3 separate regions of the Homo sapiens genome follow, and regions 1 and 3 are each linked to region 2. The links are chromatin contacts, found by Hi-C or POLR2A ChIA-PET in ENCODE. All regions are on one chromosome and are shown on one strand. The core of a region is the stretch at or near the end of the contact, and the rest is flanking DNA. Distances in the headings are between cores, read along the strand shown.

The links. Hi-C counts contacts between places; a loop is a spot of excess contacts on that map. ChIA-PET counts read pairs that join two places held with the same protein, here RNA polymerase II (POLR2A). Pooled maps may share reads with other maps.
Region 1: a loop to region 2 is called in a pooled map of gastrocnemius medialis, with 1.9 times the contacts of the local background. The contact joins two enhancer-like sites. A Hi-C loop is called at or near these places in 1 of 168 maps with a recorded cell type or tissue (heart left ventricle) and 1 of 50 pooled maps. POLR2A ChIA-PET finds 5 or more read pairs at or near these places in 4 of 52 experiments (AG04450, MCF 10A, Panc1 and 1 more).
Region 3: a loop to region 2 is called in a pooled map, with 3 times the contacts of the local background. The contact joins two enhancer-like sites. A Hi-C loop is called at or near these places in 2 of 168 maps with a recorded cell type or tissue (PC-3 and posterior cingulate gyrus) and 6 of 50 pooled maps.

Annotation. Positions count from the first base shown.
Region 1 is chr2:203,672,497-203,675,992 of GRCh38, reverse strand. No RefSeq gene overlaps it. Among named protein-coding and RNA genes, the nearest start is that of CD28, 32 kb to the left of the region's middle. Within about 2 kb of position 1,897, at least 4 of the 41 ENCODE cell types and tissues checked have a DNase peak (open chromatin) inside an H3K27ac peak, as active enhancers do.
Region 2 is chr2:203,635,482-203,639,270 of GRCh38, reverse strand. It overlaps the pseudogene LOC729532. Among named protein-coding and RNA genes, the nearest start is that of CD28, 69 kb to the left of the region's middle. Within about 2 kb of position 2,255, at least 8 of the 41 ENCODE cell types and tissues checked have a DNase peak (open chromatin) inside an H3K27ac peak, as active enhancers do.
Region 3 is chr2:203,577,613-203,581,528 of GRCh38, reverse strand. No RefSeq gene overlaps it. Among named protein-coding and RNA genes, the nearest start is that of RAPH1, 44 kb to the right of the region's middle. Within about 2 kb of position 2,273, at least 12 of the 41 ENCODE cell types and tissues checked have a DNase peak (open chromatin) inside an H3K27ac peak, as active enhancers do.

The sequences.
Region 1 (3,496 bases), core at 648-3,147, 37 kb before region 2:
CTGACTTGCGTGATAGTTATCAGGATGACGAGAAAACAACTTTGGGGAAAATCAAAGTACCACTAATGATTAGCTGGTGTTTGCCCAAAAAATGGGTTTTGCTATTAACAGTTGGGCCAACCTAGGCAGCTAAAATACCTAGAATGAATGCAATTTATTTGCTTTTCCCTGTAGAAATTATGCATCTTGATTTTACAAACTCAATTACTGCAAGAAGCTAGAAGGGAAAAGAGGAAGCAAGCATAAGACACATTTCTTATAGGCATCCAAAAACTTGGCAAAACTTTAAATTTTCCTGCCATTTTCAACTCAAATCTTTTATTTCAGTATTTTTACCTACATTGTTTCTTTTGATAGAATTAGGAATCAAGTATTTGAGTGATTATTTATATAAAGTTTGTCTTCCTCCATCAGACTGTACACTCCACAAGAGCCAATGCCTTGTCTATTGTGCTCACCATTACATCCCCATGACAAACATGTGGCCTGTACATGGTAGACGCTCAATGCATTAGTGTTATTGAATAGACTGGATGGGAGATTCGGTTAGTTGTGCAATTAAAGAGATTGGATGGGAAGAATAGTTTGATATGACACTTTTCTCGATGCAAAATGATGCTGTGAAAACAACTGTTATTTTTATTCATTCATCTTGATTCCTTTATTTATTCATCCTAGAGCTATGTGGTGCCTGAACAAAGACTATTAAGACAGTCCCTGGCTTTTAGTGACTCATAGTCTACAGAGAGAGACAGACATAAACCAATAAGTCATAACACAGTGAGAGATGAGAAATAATAAATATCAAGTCAAAGGAGAGAGAAAAATAGCAATCCAATTGTCTCTTGTTGAAATCAGAGTTGTATCTCAGGCAGGCAACCGTCTAAAGTAGAAAAAAATAAAGGACTTAGAACTGAATTTTTGTTTGGTTTTGCTTTGTAATGGGATCATTGAAAATGAAGCCAAACTAAACTGGGGGCTTTGTCCATCTAACTCTATTCAGGTCTTTGTTTAAATATAACTCCTTCAGAGAAATCTCCTCTGATCCCTTGCTGCACACACCCGCTGGGTTAGGTCCCCTCCATGCCCTTTCACTTGACTGAGAAGTCCATAAGGCCAAAGAACATGTTTGTCTAGTCCGCTAACTATTGTATCTCCAGAGACTAGAACTGTCTCTGGCACTTAGTAGGTGCTCAATAAATGTTTAATGAATAAAGTTTCCCTTGCAATGTATTTACTTTTCTTTTTTCAAACCAATTTATCTCACTTTTCCACTCTACAAACAGAAAAAAAACTTCTCCTCTCCAAATAATCTTCTTTGCCTTTTCCTTCAAGATGACTATTTTTCTAATGTTTCAAGACATTATCATTCAATAACTGGAAGTAAATTACATTTTGTATATCTACATCCAGTAGGGAATTGGACCTGAAGAGATACCTGAGGCGTCTTCCTCCACCCCTGCCGAGCATCCTCAAAGACTAGGCCTGTTTGTAGACTCCCAGTTTTCCCATGGGGTTTCTCCACACCTCATATGCACAGTTTCCACAAGATTTGGGCTGAAGAAGGGAGACTTTCTCTTGGAGAGTGAAGTGTTCTCAAGGGAACAATGAAAAGTCAGCATTTACTATCTGTGCCCGAAATTAATTCTTACCCTTTGCTTTCAGGAAAGCGAGGAGGAGCAGCACAAAACCCCAGTTTAAGGCTTGATGTGCTTCAGATATTTAGAAACAGAAATTTAAGAAAGACCCTGAAAGAGCTTCCAGTCCTAAAGCAACAAGTTCTGAGGTCAATGGAGCCTGTGTCTGGTGCTTCCCCAGGCCATCTGGCAGCCAGAGAGAGATATTTTAAGTCATGGCAAGGCATGTGGCAACCTCAAAAACCACACCCTTTGAATGTCAGCCTCCTCCACCAACATGGGTTAAGTCTGACATGAGGCAAGAAATAAAGGCCAGGCCATGAGGACATCAGCCCCACTGAAATGCTGTTGACTTTCAAAAAAATATATGATTAGTACAAGTTTCTTATTCTTTTATTTACTAAATGTTCTGCTGAAAACTGGAAAAGTCAGTCAAATTTGGATGTTTCCAGATGTCCAGATGTGTCCTAGATACAGCCTAGATGTCAAGAAGAAACTTGAATTGATTTAAATATGGGGTATTTTTTTTCACTGTAGAAATATCTCTTCTGAATTATACACAGTCTTTCACATGACCTGGGAGGAAAAAATAAAATATAATTACTGAGGAGGGATATGGTTGATGCTCACAAATATTGGCTAAAAGTAGACATAGGACTAGAAAAGAAAAGTTTAAAAGTTTCTTTTAATAGTGTCCTTTTCTCACACACACACATTAAAATGATTACTAAAAGAAAATATGGGGACTTTTCAGCTGGGATGTCTTGTTTAGAGCGGGGATTGAGAGGTGAAGCCAGCAGGACTTCCTTGGTCGAGTGGGGACTTGGAGAACTTTCCTGTCTTACAAGAGGATTGTAAAACGCACCAATCAGCACTCTGTAGCTAGCAAGAGGATTGTAAAATGCACCAATCAGCACTCTGTACAACGCACCAGTCAGCGGTCTGTAAAATGCACCAATCAGCAGGATCCTAAAAGTAGCCAATCGCAGGGAGGATTGAAAAAAGGGCATTCTGATAGGATGAAAACAGAACATGGGAGGGGCCAATAAGGGAATGAAAGCTGGCAACCCCAGCCAGCAGCTGTAACCCACTCGGGTCCCATTCCACGCTGTGGAAGCTTTGTTCTTTCACTCTTCACAATAAACCTTGCAACCCTCAAAAAAAAAAAAAAAAAAAAAAAGGAAAGAAAAGAAAAAAGAAAAGAAAAGAAAACATGGGGACTTCGTAAAAGTGTATTAAATACATACTTGCTGTTTTCTTTGGAACAGATGTTACATCATTATGTACCAACTGTAACAACTGATGTAACTGAAATCTCCTGGAATTTCCTGTTGATTCTTATTTCATCTAGAAATAAGGATTTCTCTTTGTTTTTTTTTAGCTAAAATAATTCACCTTTAGGGGAGGAGTACCACCTTCTGAGGTCCCGAGTTGATGGCAGCAGACAGAACATCTCTGGATGACCTGGTTCTGGTACCAGTCCTGCTACATATTATTCACCAGAAAAATAGACCAAAGTTCTCACCATAAAAAAAAGAAAAAAGAAAAAAAGATAAGTATGTGAGGGAATTTATATGTCAATTATCCTGCTTTTGCCATTCCACAATGTATACATATATCAAAACATCATGTTGTACACCATCAATGTATACAATTTTTGTCAATTAATTAATTAATTGAACTAGATCAAAGAATTGCTCTAAGATTCTTCTTCTTGCCAGTGTCCCACAATTCTTCAGTGCCCCCACAATTATTTTGAAGACAAATCAGGGAAGGACTGGGTCAAGGGTCTGCCTAAATACACCGTGCAGCTAACTGTTCACTGGAGTTTTAGAGCTTGCTCTCAAAACTTATGAGCC
Region 2 (3,789 bases), core at 1,006-3,505:
AGGAGAACAGAAATATGATGGGTAAAGCTCTTTTAGTCTTTTTGAAATCTTCATTAAGCCTGGCGAGGTGGCTCACACCTGTAATCCCAGCACTTTGGGAGGCCTAGGCTAGCGGATCACTTGAGGTCAGGAGCTGGGGACCAGCCTGGCCAACATAGTGAAACCTTGTCTCTACTAAAAAAAAGAAAAACAAAACAAAAAAAAAAAACAAAAAAAATTAGCTGGGTGTGGTGGTGCATGCCTGTAGTCCCACCTACTTGGGAGGCTGGGGCGGGAGAATTGCTTGAACCCAGGAGGCAGAGGTTGAGTGAGCCAACATCACACCACTGCACTCCAGCCTGGGGGACAGAGTAAGACTCTGTCTTGGCCAGGCAGGGTGGCTCATGCCTGTAATCCCAGCACTTTGTAAGGCTGAGGCAGATCACAAGGTCAGGAGTTCGAGACCAGCCTGACCAACATAGTGAAACCCCATCTCTACTAAAAATACAAAAATTAGCCAGGTGTGGTGGCACGTGCCTGTAGTCCCAGCTACTTGGAAGGCTGAGGCAGGAGAATCGCTTGAACCTGGGAGACAGAGGTTGCAGTGAGCCAAGACCACGCCACTGCACTCCAGCCTGGGTGACAGAGTAAGACTTCGTCTCAAAAAAAAAAAAAAAAAAAAAAAAATCCTTACTAAGCATGCCTTCACTTTGTGGCAGAAGTATCCAAACTGAATTCAGTCACCTAAATTGGAAGCATAGCAGGAATCATTGAGAGACCACATATTTGCAGAAACAAATGTACACCTCTCCCTCTAACTTGGACACCACCACATCCTGAGCTGAAACTCTTCATAATCCTTGCAGGGCCACACCTTTTCTATCGCCAGCCAAAGGGCCAAAATGAAAGACAGAGAGGCCTGCGGGTTCAGATCACTGCAGCCTTGCTGTGCAATAATATAGATGCCAGCACTGGGGTTTATCCGACTCTTCCCAAAAGTCACAACCAAATATAGTTTCTCCTGAGATGTAGTGAATAAGCCTGGCCTAAAAGATTGTGGTGGTCAAAATCAACCTAATAGGGCAAGGCCTTACCTAGAAAGTTCTGAACCGATCTAATTTGCATCTAAACCTTCAAACTAACTTTTTGTTAATATCTGGATTTAAATAGTAAACAACTAAATGAGTTCAAATGAAGAGGAAACAACAGGTTTATTTTTCAAACTTATGCAAACGGTTTCTGAAACCACCTTCACACTCCCTTTGCAAGTCAGTGTGAATGAATGGGTGGGCACACAGTAGTTGCACTTTAATCCATTTTCTTTTTCAATTGCCAGCACGAGGCTTGAGAGCTTCCTTGTTAACAATTCTCACAGGCCAAACCCTTCTCCAGTGCAATGTAAGCTTCTTTCCTCTTGTCCTGTTGTTTGTGGAGATGAGAAACAACCAATGTTTTTCTGTTAATGACCCTTCAAATCAGTTGGACCTTTCTTCTCTAAGTTAACTAACCCTACAGCTTTCTGGCCTTTCCTCATAGCCTTTATTTTCCAAGCCTTAATTACATTTTTGCTCTTCTCTGGAGCTCTGCCAGTTCCCCACAACCTCCTTAAAGGGGAGACACAAAGTAGCCACAGTTGAGGTCAGACCAGTGCTGGGAAAAGCTGAGAAGCCACTTCCTGCCCTTTGACTTTTATGCATCCCACTATCTTACTGACTTTATAAATAAACAGCACTCATTGAACTAATTCTAGCAGGGCTGTCATTCAAGCTGAAGCCCACCTTTCCCATCTTGCATCTCAGCATTTTGATTTCGTCCCGTAAACTTTTTGTGCTTACCCCTTTTGAGCTTTTCTAATTCAAAATGTCTCACCCAATGAATTGTCTGAGCCACTTTACATGCGATCCCTCCTTTCTCTACTTCCTCACAAAAACTTTTGTAAATTCAGGAAGTGCCTTTCCAGAAGCCAAGCCAGTGATCAAAATCTACTAAGGTTTCCTCTCTCCCCGACACCATCCCCAAGGCAAGTACTGCTGACACTGTGGTAATAAAAACTACCGTTTATTATGCCAGGAAGTGTGGCATACATTATTTCATTCATTCCTCACAACAACCAACCTTATTACTCCTATTTTATTGAACAATTTGAGGTTAGCTAGATTAGGTAATTTGCTGTAGCCACAGAGCAAGCAAGTGCTGGATTCAAATATGAGCCTCTCTGCCCCTGAACTCACTGTGCCACAATGTTGCAAAATCAGTGCTCACTGGCATTTGGATGTCATCCACCAGGCAAATGTGACTCCACTTGTAAAGTCTATGCTCTCTCTTTTGGAGCTGGGACATCTTTCTCCTGCCCTTGAGTGTCAAAACTCCAGGTTCTCTGGGCTTTTGGACTCTAGGACTTGCACCAGCCACCTCCTAGGCACTTGGGCCTTCAACCTCAGACTGAGTTATATATAATCCAAGGCCTTCAGACTTGGATTAAGTCATGCTATTGGCTTCCCTGGTTCTCCAGCTTGCAAATGGTCTATCATTGGACTTGTAATGGAGCCAAGTTCCCCTAATAAATCCCTTATCCTATCTCTCTCTTTCTCTTTCTCTTTCTCTCTGTCTATATATATACAAATTATATATACTATATAACTGATTATATATAATATCTAAAAATCATATATATTATAATATTTTATAGAAATTATATTTTAATATATAATTATATAATTTTTATATTTATATATAATCAGTTATGTATAAAATATATAATATATAAATATAGGCCAGACGCGGTGGCTCACAACTGTAATCCCAGAACTTTAAGAGGCCGAGGCGGGTGGATCACGAGGTCAGGAGTTTGAGACCAGCCTGGCCGACATGGTGAAACCCTGTCTCTACTAAAAATACAAAAATTAGCCAAGCGTGGTGGCATGCGTCTGTGGTCCCAGCTACTCGGAAGGCTGAGGCAGGAGAAGTGCTGAACCTAGGAGACGGAGGTTGCAGTGAGCTGAGATCAGGCCACTGCACTCCAGCCTGTGCAACAGAGCAAGACTCCATCTCAAATAAATAAATAAATAAATAAAATATATTTATAATATACTTATAATACTTATAAACACTCATAAATATACTTATAAGTATATATTTATAATATAATATAGCATTTTATGTCTGCTTCCTGTGGGACGCAGTGGTAACCATTTGGTTGGGAACGTGAGTGATTTTTTGCCTTGTTTCTCTTGCTTCTTTTCTCCTCCCTTTTATTTTGTTGGTAGAGCGCAGTTATGGGGCAAGAAGAAGAAGCAGCGGAAGCCGTGGTGCTGGTATTGTAATAGAGATTTTGGTGATGAGAAGATCCTTATACAGCACCAAAAAGCAAAGCATTTTAAATGTCATATATGTCACAAGAAATTGTATCCAGGACCTGGCTTAGCCATTCATTGCATGCAGGTGCATAAAGAAATAATAGATGCTGTACCAAATGCAATACCTGGGATAACAGACATAGAATTGGAAATATATGGTATGGAAGGTATTCCAGAAAAAGACATGGATGAAGGACGACAAGTTCTTGAACAGAAAACACAAGAAAGTCAAAAAAAGAAGGAACAAGATGATTCTGATGAATACGATGACGACGACTCTGCAGGCTCAACTTCATTTCACCCACAACCTGTTCAACTTCAACAAGGTTATATTCCTCCAGTGGCACAGCCAGGACTGCCGCCAGTACCAGGAGCACCAGGAATGCCTCTAGGCATAGCTCCATTAATGCCAGGTGTTCCTCCTCTGATGCCAGGAATGCCACCAGTTATGCCA
Region 3 (3,916 bases), core at 1,024-3,523, 58 kb after region 2:
CCCAATTAAAATAATTGACAGTATTAAATGTATTGGGAATAGCAAAACAATATTCAATACTTATTTATAATTCAATTCAATTTATAATTTCTGGACCTGTTCCAGAATTGAAAAAGACAGTATACAAAGAGAAAAATTACCCACTTCAATCTCCATGTTGCTACATTATTAAAAGGGAGTGGGTTGGGGGGATGGGGCGGGCAGCATGAAACAGCAATCTTTAAGAGGGTTTTACTTATTCAGGTTTAAAATAAGGTAGGCATTCATTCAGATGCCTTACAGGGGTTAATTCATGATTACTTGAGATCCTGACAGCTAACGATCCAGGAAAAAGGAAGGATCATGGGAACCCCTGGCTTTACCCTTCTGTGTGTTCAGCTAAGAATGAGAAGGCCCTTTGGCATCATGTGCCTTTCTTTGCCCCGAAAAGCTGAGAGTAGACATCAGCTCTGCTGTCAGATTGGCTAATGAATGTGCTGGCATGCGCCAGTGGCAGCTGCACGTGCTTCCAGAAAACTCTCCTCCCCACAAATCAGCCTTTGTATTCCTAATCCTGGGAATCAGGGTGCCATGCATGGAACTACAGCCGCTGCTATATCAGTCTAGGAAATAAACAGCACTAACTCCAGGCCACAGAGCTGTCAATCTGTTTATAATTCCAAAAAGCCCTAAAAATGCTAATATATACCTTTTTAGATGTCTTTTACATAAGGATTGGTTGAAATGTAAAAAATGTACTTTACTCAGATGTTGCTGCTCTATTCTTTTTAAAGTAAAGAAGATAAATTGTAAAGAGCCTTGGCTATTTTTTTTAAATAGAATTTTTAGTTTCTTTTTGTTGTTGTGTTTTTATTTGTTTGTTTGTTTGAGACAGAGTCTCACTCTTTTGCCCAGGCTGGAGTGAACTGGCACGATCTTGGCTCACTGCAACCTCCGCCCCAGGGGTTCAAGTGATTCTCCTGCCTGAGCCTCCCGAGTAGCCGAGATTATAGGCATCCACCACCATGCCTGGCTAATTTTTGTATTTTCAGTAGAGACAGGATTTCGCCATGTTGGCCAGGATGGTCTCAAACTCCTGACCTCAGGTGATCCACCTGCCTCAGCCTCCCAAAATGCTGGGATCACAGGCATGAGCCACCACACCCAGCCTGGGAATTTTTAGTTTCAAACAGAGGGGAAGCATTAAAAAAAAAAGTTTACATAAATGCTAGATTATTTACCATTACAAACAGAATTGCAGGCATATGCAATGAGTAGTTAATACTCTAATGTCTATTATTGGCATGCTTTTATTTTGTTTTGTTAAAACAGTCCATACTTGTCTCTATTCACTATTGAAGGAAATAAAAATATTTCACCCCAGAATATATTTATTTGACATACTTTGTGATGGCTCTTCAGAGGGCCTGCAAAGAGAAGTAGCCCTGGAAAGCTGTCTATTGTCAGGAAAATATGCATCTGGAAGCTATACATTGCTGCAGCCAGGCTTTCTCTGAGACTTTCCCTTGGCTGGATCTAGGAAAGATTAACTGGAAGTCTGACACCTTCAAAGGTCTGAAGGAATCATTTACCTTCTATTCTCTCTGAGGGCTGCTACCCGGCAGGCAAGACTACCTTTGCTAGCCAGGCCTCCTCTTCTCCCTCTCCCATAACCTGTTTTGTCACCATAAACTGTTTTGTCACAATCCAAGCCCCCCCCTTCTTTGTGTAAGCTCAAGATGGCTTATAAGCTTCTGAACCCCACTGAGGGATCAGGGTAATCACTCTGCGGTTCTTGTCTGTGTACACATTAATACATTTATATGCCTTTTCTCCAATTAATCTGCTTTTGTGAGTTGATTTTTCAGCCAACCTTCAGAGGGCAAAGGGGAAGCTTTCCCTTGGCCCCTACACTGCCACTTCATACCCTTATTTATAGAGCACTGTCATAATCATTCTATTAATCATATGATTAGTACAAGTCTTCGACACTGTACATGATATTTTTAGACAATGCTGAACAGTGATTGCAATCTTTTAGTAATTTCATAAATGTAGAGACCTCAGCTTTCTCTCTTGGGCTACATTAAATACATTCACCACATCAAACCAGAGCCACAAATTTCAGTTTGAGTCAGTTGTGTTTGTTTTCTGTTTATTTATAAACCCTGCCTCTTCCCAGAAAGGATTTGAGGCTGTTCTTACAGTTGGTTAGTCACACCAGTCCTTCTGAGACCAACTGTTGGTAGAAACCAGTATTTCTGGTTCCTTACTGCCTGTGGAACCTACGAGTGCTGATTCATAGCAATCAGGGACCTGTGCAGACTGGCTCAGATAACCACCAGTAGAACTGGCCATGCTGGCTTGCTTCATCAGCCAAGAGAAGTGCCAGCCAAGGTCCTGAACTCTACAAAGCCTATGTCTTTCTTATCAGTATAGAATAGGCAATCACTTCCAACTCTATCTCTTACTCTACTAGGAAAAAATATACCCAACTTAAGAAGAATTTCTCAAAGACATCATGTCCTGGGCTCTGACTGTCAAATGTCAACATCGTCAACATAATCACACTGCTGCCAACTCATGGGATACATATGTGTGTTCTGTCATCAGTGTACTTTCTTCTCATACAGACAGCTTTCCAAATCTAGCCTTCCTATTCACATATTTATACTGTTCATTAGGAGCCAGAGATTTTCAAGGGAATACCCTGCTAAATGGCTGGATGGGTGATCAATGTTTTGATAGCCCAGAGACACAATGTTCCTTCTGCGTTATGAACTTGTCACCCCTCATTTAACTCTGGACAGTTCTTATATAAGGGCTTTCAGAGGCAGGGAGAAAGATCTGATTCCACAGAAACTGGGGTTGATGATCCAAGTGGCAATTTTCTCCCTTGAGTAAGAATTAAATCAACACACTAGTTGAAACATGACCAGTCCTGGCAAATTTTGATTTTCTAAAAACACACCATTGCTTGAAACCAACACCAGAGTAGTTTCAAGGTTTTCAAGGAAAACTCTTCCCCTCAAAATGATATTATTTCTTTTCTTCCATCAGAAAGTCTTTCATGAAAGAAAGCAACTCCATGTTCCCAGATCTAGTACAATATCTAGTACATAACTCATAGTGGTATCAATAAATGTTAAAGGAATGGATGAATGAAAGAATTCATGAATAAATGAGTCTCCTCCTCTTTAACTCCCCCCGCCCCTGCTTTTATCTCCAATCTCTTGAACAACGCTTCTTTAACTCTAAATACCTCAAACTGTTAATCCACCAGGTAAAGGCTTTTATAGAAGAGTTGTCAAATTGAAAGAGTGAAAACATCTTCAGGAATAAGATAAAGTCAAACTGTCTCACTGTAATCCCTAACAGTGTTGGAACATTCCACTTTCAGTGTTAATTTCAATAAATAAAAATAATTATCTAATTTTATCTCAATGATGTTTCCATTGTTTATTTTTTTACATATAGTATCCATGTGGAGTGTTTACTCTTACATATATCAGGGATTGTTTATCTAATTATCTGATCTCTATCAGCACTTAAGGTTGTAAAAAAAAAATAGTGTAGCAATATTGTCTATCTACATGTCTTCAATCCAAAGAAGAAAAATAGTCTTAAAATAGAAGACAGTATTTACAATGGTGGTGAACTTCAATAAACAGATTATATATTCTCTCTGTGTATTTATTCCTACCCAAAAGATCTCTCTCTATCCCCACAGGACTGATTTGAGGTCAAAAGGGGGCATGCATGCAAATGGCTTTGAGAGGTACAAAGCAATACAGAAATAAAATATATCGTGGGCATGTCGCTAGTTCCAACTACTAGCAGGCTGAGACAGGAGGACTGCTTGAGTCCAAGAGTTGGAGGCTAGCCTGGGAAACATAGCAAAATCCTGTCACTAAAAAATAATAACTTTTAAAAAAAG